Regions from separate parts of the Mus musculus genome. Here region 2 is linked to region 1. A link is a loop called in an ENCODE intact Hi-C map of the cell type or tissue named here. Cell type or tissue: left cerebral cortex. All regions are shown on one strand. Links, peaks and the distances in the headings refer to the core of each region. The heading gives the core; the rest is flanking DNA.

What was found. A loop is a pair of places that touch in the nucleus more often than their neighbours do. Peaks named below come from ENCODE experiments on the same cell type or tissue, not always from the same donor. Only the 100,000 strongest peaks of a DNase experiment are listed, where the experiment ranks them.
Region 2: a loop joins it to region 1, with 8 times the contacts of the local background. A loop is called at or near these places in 2 of 42 quality-filtered maps.

The regions. Positions count from the first base shown.
Region 1 is chr12:91,585,722-91,590,114 of GRCm38, reverse strand. It overlaps Gtf2a1 (general transcription factor II A, 1), which reads left to right and starts at 466. Exons shown (of 9, transcript NM_031391.2): 1 at 466-580; 2 at 3,314-3,415. The coding sequence starts at 551. In left cerebral cortex, for the core only: a CTCF peak has its summit at 1,871; DNase peaks (open chromatin) are centred at 555, 998, 1,692 and 4,092; H3K4me3 peaks cover 2,576 bases; H3K27ac peaks cover 1,997 bases.
Region 2 is chr12:91,421,626-91,426,018 of GRCm38, reverse strand. All of the region lies in intron 1 of Tshr (thyroid stimulating hormone receptor), which reads right to left. Among named protein-coding and RNA genes, the nearest start is that of Tshr, 23 kb to the right of the region's middle. In left cerebral cortex, for the core only: a CTCF peak has its summit at 2,716 (motif pointing left); a DNase peak (open chromatin) is centred at 2,695.

The sequences.
Region 1 (4,393 bases), core at 255-4,254:
GTTCTCGCGGTGTCTCGCGCTCGGCCCCGCCCCCCGCTGCCCCCGCCCTTTCCGCCCCTCCCTCCCTCCGCCCTGTCTCTCGGCGGCGGCGGCGGCGGCGGCTCGCGCAGCTCGTTGGCTCGCTATATAAAGGGGAGAAGCAGGCGGACCGGACGGCTGGAGCTGCAGCCGGTGGCGGCAGCGGTGGCGCGGGGAGCGGTGACCGGTGTTGGTTTCCCTCCTCGGCGCCGAGTGGGGAGCGGGTGACGCCCCCTAACCCCCTAAGGGGTCGTGGCTAATTTTTTCCCCCATTTTTTCTTTTTTCTTTAGGCGATTCTCGAGGTTTTTAGCTGCGGGAGGAGTGCCCCCCTCCTCCTGCTCTCCCGCCTCTTACTCCTTCTGGATCGGTTTTGTTGAGAGATTTTTTTTTTTTTGCCCCACTCTTGGCGGGTGACTTGGGTCACCCTCCGGGTCTCAGTTGTTTTTTTTTTTTTTTCTTTTTTTTTTTTTTTTTAAATTTTTTTTTCCTTTCTTTCTATCTCGTTCCCTCTTGTTTGTGTTGTGTGTGGAAATGGCGAACTCGGCAAACACAAACACCGTGGTAAGGACGTGGTGCGGTGGCCGGCGGGGGCTGCGAAGGTTCCGGCGGCAGGCAACGGCTGGCTGGGACGGACGGACGGACGGGCGGGCGGGCGGGGGCGGGCCCGGGCGAGGCGGCGCTCCCGACCGGGTCCCCTCCGCCCTCCACCGCCGCCGCTGCCCGCCGCGGGCCTGGCCGGGCGGGGGGGACGCCGAGGACTGGCGGGAGGAGGGCGGCGGGGGCCGGGAGCGCCGCGGGGCGGGCCACGCAGGCCGTTGGGGCCCTGGCTTGCCGACCCCGGGGCGCGGACGGGCGGGCGATGGCCCCACGCGGGGACCCGGACCCGGCCAGTCCCCGAGCGAGCGGCTGCGGGTCGAGCCCCGCGTCTGGGGAAGCCTCTCGGATACCGCCGAGGCCGGGCGTGCCTTCGGGGGCTCTCCGGAGGTGGTGCTTTGGGAGAGCCTCCTTTGGGGCCGATTTTACTAATCCTCCGAAAGGAAAGAAAGAAAGAAAAAAAAAAAGACAAAAAAATTATGAAGGTTGGAAAGCACTTATCTCGGTTCCTCCCCAGTGGGTAAAATGGCGAAGGGGAAGCAAAACCCCCGCGGTATCTTCGACTAGCCTAAGCACCAGAACAAACAAAGCCTACATGAATGGCCCAAGAGTCCCCGCTTTCGCCTCGAGATTTGCCTACTTCTTCCCGTTGCTCCCTTTTTTAAAAAGGAGCAAAAAAAAATTTTTTTTTGGTTACTTGCGATCACGTAGGTTTGCAAAAAGCAGTCACATAAAAATAACCTTTTAAAAGAGTCACCAACGCAATGTGATCACTAGGCCACCCCATCTCTTGATTTCTTTTTATGACAATAAAGCACAATATTTGTTTTTTTGTTTGTTTATTTTTAAAAAAAATTTTTTTTTTTCATTTTGCCCGGTCCCAAACGCCGCAGAGCAGCCTGCGGCTGCCCGACACTATACCGTTGGCGACTCGGGTCGATCCATCATGGCTGCGGCCGCTTACCCTGCTTTTCAGTGCCTGCGCCTTGTGGTCCTCCTCCCTTTGGCTGCCCTGTTTATATAGAGCCATTGCCGCTCTCTAATATAGACTCTGCCAGGATGGGAAGGTGCTTTTCAGGCCTACGTCACCGCCTCTCCATTTAAACACCAGATCCGGCTTTAAATAGTGAGAGCTGCTGAGCGCGGGGCTGGGAGGTGCGTGCTCCCGAGGCGAGAGGAGCCGGCGTGCGGAGCTCATTTTATTTCTAGGCTCCTTTCACGCCGAGATTTCGCTCCGGAGCCGGGAGGCTGTTGTCACGGACCCGAGTGTTTTGCTGTGGCCGCTAGAGTGTACTGCCTTTGTTTGTAGTGGGAAGTAGGCCAGAATTGCAGCCTCGTTTTGTTCTTTCTCCCTTCCCTTTATAAGAGTTTCATTTTAAATCGTTTTAGATCAGATAAAATGATTTCCTCCCCCCCACCCGCCCCCTTGGAGGAGATACGGTCAACATTCTCGGCTTAAAAAAAAAATGCGTTGTACATTAAATGTTTCCGGAGGAGGACTTGAGTTTGGTGGTGTGTTCTTAATACCCAAGGCATGAAGCTTTTCAAAGAAATAGTGACTGACTCTCCCCTGTGAGATCTGTGCTCACAATCTATTGCTTGATGTGTGTGTAGAGGCACAGCCTAAACTGAGCTTTAAGAATTAAAGATTAAGTGGTGGTTTTAATTTTACCAGTGGCTAGCATGGTATCTAGTATAAAAATCCACCTAGGTGACCTAATATTGTGCCTAAAAATTAGCATCTTCTAAAAGGAACCTTTATTAATCACTTGCTAATGCTACATGCAGTCTCTAATTCGCCAGTTTCAGAGTTTGGAATACTGTTTTAAAAGGACAGATCTAAATGACCTTGTATGCCATAAAGACAAAAGCCTGCTGCAGTGAAGTTTAGAATTTAGCATTTCCCTTTTTCCTTCAACAACGGCGCTTCTGAATGGGTTAAGTTGTAGGCTGGTTGCTGAATGATTAATTACATAGTAGCAGAGAAGGGCATTGCCTGCTTCAAGTGTTGGACTCTCCAAGGAAAGGGTTTTAGGGTAACTGATTTCAGAAACATTAAAACATCTGGTTTGCTGGAAATTGATCCTACTAATTTAAAATTACATGGCCAGTATAGAGTTTAGTGGTGTAGCCTGAAGGTAGACCAGGACAGGGAAAAAAACCAAGGTAGCTTTTGTATAATCAAACGCTGATAAGACTGCTGGGTATGACCAGGAGACGACTTGTGAACAAAAAGTTCCCCAACATCTAAGACCTGGAAAGGCTGTGAGATGGGACAGGCGTTAAATCAAGCAGGGCTAGTAGGAACCAGGAGTGACCATGAACTGTTATTAATCATGATGGTAGACATTTTGGTCACCATCAAGGAAATTACTGGAATTTGTGTTGACTGTGCATAAAGAACTTTGGTTTATGAACTACTTTGCCCAGCCTTACAGTTTTCTGTCATTGTCAAATTTAGTTTACAGTGTCTCAGTATATTGATCAGGCTGGCCTGGAACTCTGATATCCTCCTGTCTTTGCCTCCAGAGTGATAAGCCTGGCTTAGGATTGTAGTATCTTTAATTAAAGTCACAATTTAAAATAAATTTTAGATAGTTGGCCAAATGGCTTGTATTTAATAATTATTTAATTATTTCTCAAAGCCTACTATAACATTTTGAAATCAGTCTTTTATTGAATCTTATTTTTCCTTTAAAGCCTAAATTGTATAGATCTGTGATTGAAGATGTTATTAATGACGTACGAGACATTTTTCTGGATGACGGAGTGGATGAACAAGTCCTGATGGAACTAAAAACTGTGAGTTTGTCTCTTTTTAAAAGAATAGTTCAGTAATAAAGAACTTTTCTATAGGATGAATGTTTGACTTTAAGGAGAGACAGTATAGTGCAGTGAAGGGTATTGATTTAAACCTCAACTGTCCCTTCTATACTTCCTCTAACTGGGTAGGTAGATAACTTATATTTCAGCTTTCTTCCCTATAAGATAGGAATTGGTAGTACAGACTCATGGGGTGGTTGTTCTTAGGATTAAGTGTACTAAGTATAGAGAATACCTATCAAAATGCCTAATAATAGTTTTACTTGTTCACATGTGGTATTTTATGGTCCAGTTGCTTGACATGTCAGTAATAGTATTTAATTTTTTGTATTCCTATATTTGTAATCTAAAATTTGTTTATGATGGAGCGATTGAACAAATGCTTGATAAAAGAATGTAAGTACTAGAGTAAAATCCTTTTATGTACACCAAATGCTCCTTTTACATATTAAACACTGAGCTAGTTTTTCTTCTTAGGTTTATGAATAAATACTTAGATTTTTAAAATGGCATTTGTGTGGGCACTGGAGACATGGCTCAGTGCTTAAGAGTCTGGCTGTTCTTCCAGAGGGACTGGGACCGGTTCACAGCACCCACGTGGTGGCTCACAATGGTCTGTAAGTACAGTCCCAGGAGACGCCCTCTTTTGGTCTCCAGACATTAGTCAGCACACGAGTGGTGCACAGACAGTCATGTAGGCTGTCTTAGTCAGGGTTTCTATTCCTGCACAAACATCATGACCAAGAAACAAGCTGGGGAGGAAAGGGTTTATTCAGCTTACAATTTCATACTGCTGTTTATCACCAAGGAAGTCAGGACTGGAACTCAAAACAGGGCAGGAAGCAGGAGCTGATGCAGAGGCCATGGAGGGATGTTTCTTACTGGCTTGCTTCCCCTGGCTTGCTCAGCCTGCTCTCTTATACAACCAAGACTACCAGCCCAGAGATGGTCCTACCT
Region 2 (4,393 bases), core at 244-4,243, 160 kb after region 1:
TGGCATCCCCTGTACTGGGGCTTATAAAGTTTGTAAGATCAAGGGGCCTCTCTTCCCAATGATGGCCGACTAGGCCATCTTCTGATACATATGCAGCTAGAGACATGAGCTCTGGAGGTACTGGTTAGTTCATATTGTTGTTCCACCTATAGGGTTACAGACCCCTTTAGCTCCTTGGGTACTTTCTCTAGCTCCTATATTGGGGGCCCTGTGTTCTATCCTATAGATGACTGTGTGCATCCACTTCTGTGTTTGCCAGACACTGGCATAGTCTCACTTGAGATAGCTATATCAGGGTCCTTTCAGCAAAATCTTGCTGGCATATGCAATAGTGTCTGGGTTTGGTGGCTGATTATGGGATGGATCCCTGGGTGGGCTAGTATCTGGATGGTGCATCCTTTCGTCTTAGCTCTAAACTTTGTCTCTGTAACTCCTTCCATGGGTGTTTTGTTCCCTAGCCTAAGGAGGAATGAAGTATCCACACTTTGGTCTTCGTTCTTCTTGATTTTCTTGTGCTTTGCAAATTGTATCTTGGGTATTCTAAGTTTCTGGGCTAATATCCACTTATCAGTGAGTGCATATCAAGTGACTTCTTTTGTGATTGGGTTACCTCACTAAGGATGATATCCTCCAGATACATGCATTTGCCCAAGAATTTCATAAATTCATTCTTTTTAATAGCTGAGTAGTACTTCATTGTGTAAATGTATCACACTTTCAGTATCCATTCCTTTGTTGAGGGAAATCTGGGTTCTTTCCAGCTTCTGGCTATTATAAATAAGGCTGCTATGAACATAGTGGAACATGTGTCCTTATTACCAGTTGGAACATCTTCTGGGTATATGCCCAGGAGAGGTATTGTTGGATCTTCCGGTAGCTGTTCTCATTTCTTAAAAACAAAGCAAAACAACAAACAAACAAACAAACAAACAAACAAAAAACCAAAACAACTCAGGGCTTAAATGGCTGTGTTGGGATTAAGGCGTTGGGGAGAAAGATGAGTCCCATCACCTATAGGTGACAAAGCAGACTCTGCCAATCACATCGCCCCTCCCCACCCCAGTCTCAGCTCTACTCTATACAGAAAGAGAAAACCTCATTTGATGTTGTGAGCTTTAGTTTCTCTCATCTTTAATAAAAGGATTTTTAAAAAAATGCTATGTGTAGGAGTGTTTACCTGCATGTGTGTCTGCGTACTCTGTGCATGTCTGATGACCTCAGAGGTGAGAAGAAGGTATCGGTTCCAGATGGCTGTAAACCACGTGTGGGTTCCAGAAACTGCACCTAGGCCCTCAGCAAGAGCAGCGAATGCCCCTAAACACTAAGCGATCTTTTCAGTCCCAAGCTAACTTTTAAAATTAGGAGCTAAAGAGGTAAAAAGGAGTTGGGAGAAGGGGAAGTTACTATTCGTGCTTACCTCACAGGACCTTTGGAAGTGGGGACAGTAACGGTTAAATGACATGTACAGTTCAAAATACCTACAAGATGGGGTTATTTTTCTTAACCGGTGAGAACCGGCTTTTGAGTCAGAAAGTTCTCTCTAGCTTGTGTCCTTGATTGAATTCTTCACCAAGCCCTCTATTTCTTCCTCTGTAGGTGGGAACAATGAAACCTACCAGTAAGGGCTGATGTGAGGATTAACTACACCACACACATAAACACACATACACATACATACACACACAGACACACATACATACACACATGTACATAATACACATACATACATATACTCACACATACATACACGGACACAGACACATACACACACAGACACAAAAGACACCCACACAGAAGCATGCACACATAAAAACACACATGCATACACACACACACAAATGCACAGAGAGAGTAAGAAAGCAAGAGCAAGCCAGGGAGCAAGTGAGCAAGAAAGACAGGGGAAGGGGAAGGAGAGGGGGAGGGGGAGGGGATGGGGGGAGAGAGATTAGTGACTGAGGCAGGAGCCAGGATTACTATCACTACTGCATCTTTACAGTGGAAGAAACAAACTGGGTAATTTAATAATTCGACACTCCACAAACCAGTGTTGTCTTAAACAGTTTTGGAGAGAGCTTATTTTCTTTTTCTCCCCATCTCATTAACCATCCATGGATCCATAGAATCAATTTATTTAGGGTTTCGAAAAACAAGAGCCACTGAGCTGTTAAGAGAAATTTGTACGAAAGAGACTTTCCGTTCTCAAAAGATCTTAGGCGAGAGACTAGTTTCCTACTGGTGTGCAGACAGAACCCAGGCTTTCCCCAGTAAGTCTCTTGTGGGGCTCTTTCTGGATGAGCACCCGGACAACAAACAGTGAGAGCGGAGGAGAGGAGCCGTCATCGGTGGACCGAAGCCAGCAAAGCTCATGAAGGCCTTGAGCCTGTGTCTACTGTGTATTCTTAATGTATAAAAACCACAAGGTGGGGCAGGCAAGCAAGCATGGTTAGGTCAGCAGACTGTCCATTGTTTCTGCTCTTTCTCTGGGTCATTCAGCTCCAGTTATCTGAAATCACGCTTGGCGAATAGGCAGCACAAAGAGTGCCTTAAGCAAAGCACTAAATAAGTCAATAAACCACCATCTAAAAGATCGGTCTTTTCTACCTCCAACTTGAACAGCACTTCTTCCTGCAGAGAGCAGACCTGAATTCACAGAGACTTCCTGGTGCACCCAGGAAGACACTGGGGGAGCTGAGGCGTCTTCTGGGGCTCCCTCTGCTGGTTAGTTGAAGGCTTCATTTGGCAGAGCAAAGCTCTGCGGGATGCTCTCCAAATTAACAAGATATGGTCAGAGAGAGGTAGAAAATTAACAGTGATAAATCCTGGGAGTCTAGGTCATCATGTAGCCCAATAATTCATTTAAAAGTGATTCAAATCTCAGAGGAAAGAGGTGGCTTATTGGTAAAGCAAAGGCTATCAGAATGCTCAAATAAGGCTTCTGGGTTTGTTGTTGGGGCCTTGGGATTTAATTGACATTTCACAGACAGGAACAAGAATTGTTGATTCAATTTCTGCTGATGTCTTTATTTAATTCGATCCTTTTAACAGAACACTATAACTTCTTGCATAGAATGTAGGTTATTTATAAGGGCACAAAAAGTATTTTTTTTTTAACTGATGGATATTAAAGGAGAATAGACTAGAATAGAATTCTCTATTTTTTAAATAAAGAATTTAGATCAAATCAAGCAGAACCAACAAGGAACTGAGTTTTGGGATCGTTTCCTTTTAAGACTTGCACAAAGCACATAGACATTCCAGGAAATCATGTTACTTTCTCTGCAGAACATCCTACACAGGGAAATGGAAATGGATAATGTCTGATTTATATATAGACTGCTTAGCCCGAGCGAGAAGGGTCCCAGTTATCTGGCTGTGTGGTATGGATGCGATGACATCCTTTGGAGAGCAGAGAGAAGGCAGAGCAGCAGCTCCCAGAGTGAATGAGGCTGCACCTTCAGGTTGGAAATGTTTGCGAGGTGGGTGAACTGGTTCTCACCCCAGTGTCTGTGGCGAGTTGTGAATAGTGCAGCCTAATTGCAATTTATGTAGGGATAGCCTTAGCCCCTGTAACAGTTACTTTTCTGTTACTGTGATAAGACAGCATAATCAAGGCAACCTGTAGAAGGTAAGGTTTATCTGGGGGTATGGTTCCAGAGGAGTAAGAAGAGTCTGTCGCCATTACCGTGGGGGAGGTTCAGCTGCAGGCAAGCCTGGCAGCTGGGGCATTCCAATGAGAGCTCCCATCATAAGGAGCAAGCAGGGGAAAGAACCGAAAATGGCTCATGGCTTGGAAGCCTCACACCATGTTCCCACTGATAGACGTCTTCCAGGAAAGCCATACTTTCTACCCCTCCTCAAACAGTTCCACCACCGAGGGGCCAAGTATTCAAATATCAGAGCCTGTGACGGACATTCTCATTCCAACCACCACACCCACTAAATAGCCATTCCTTGCCTACTGGGCAGACCCTAGCATCCTGTAACCAGTAGATACAAACCTTTTGGGATACATTAACAAAACCATAGGTTCTGCCAACCAAGAAACTACGAGTCATCAGCCAACACGGAAAGCTCATAGGATTTTTCCACTTTGCTGTAGCCACTTCGGTTTCCACAAAGGTTATCTGAAAAGCGCCTTGTTTCATGACCTTTCCCTCCTCTCCGTTATTATAAAAACACTCCATGAACGTGCTTTGACACCAGAACATGAATTTGGCTCTTAGGCTATTGTGCTATTTTGTTATGGTCCCACATTTATTTCCCCCCAAGTCCCAGGATTCCACATGTTGACATATTGTGCCCTTACGGACTTGTGGACTGGGTCACAAGTTAGAGCTGTGGGCTGTAACCATGCTGTCGCTGTGGGATGTAGCCTTGCGGTCTTCTTGGTGTC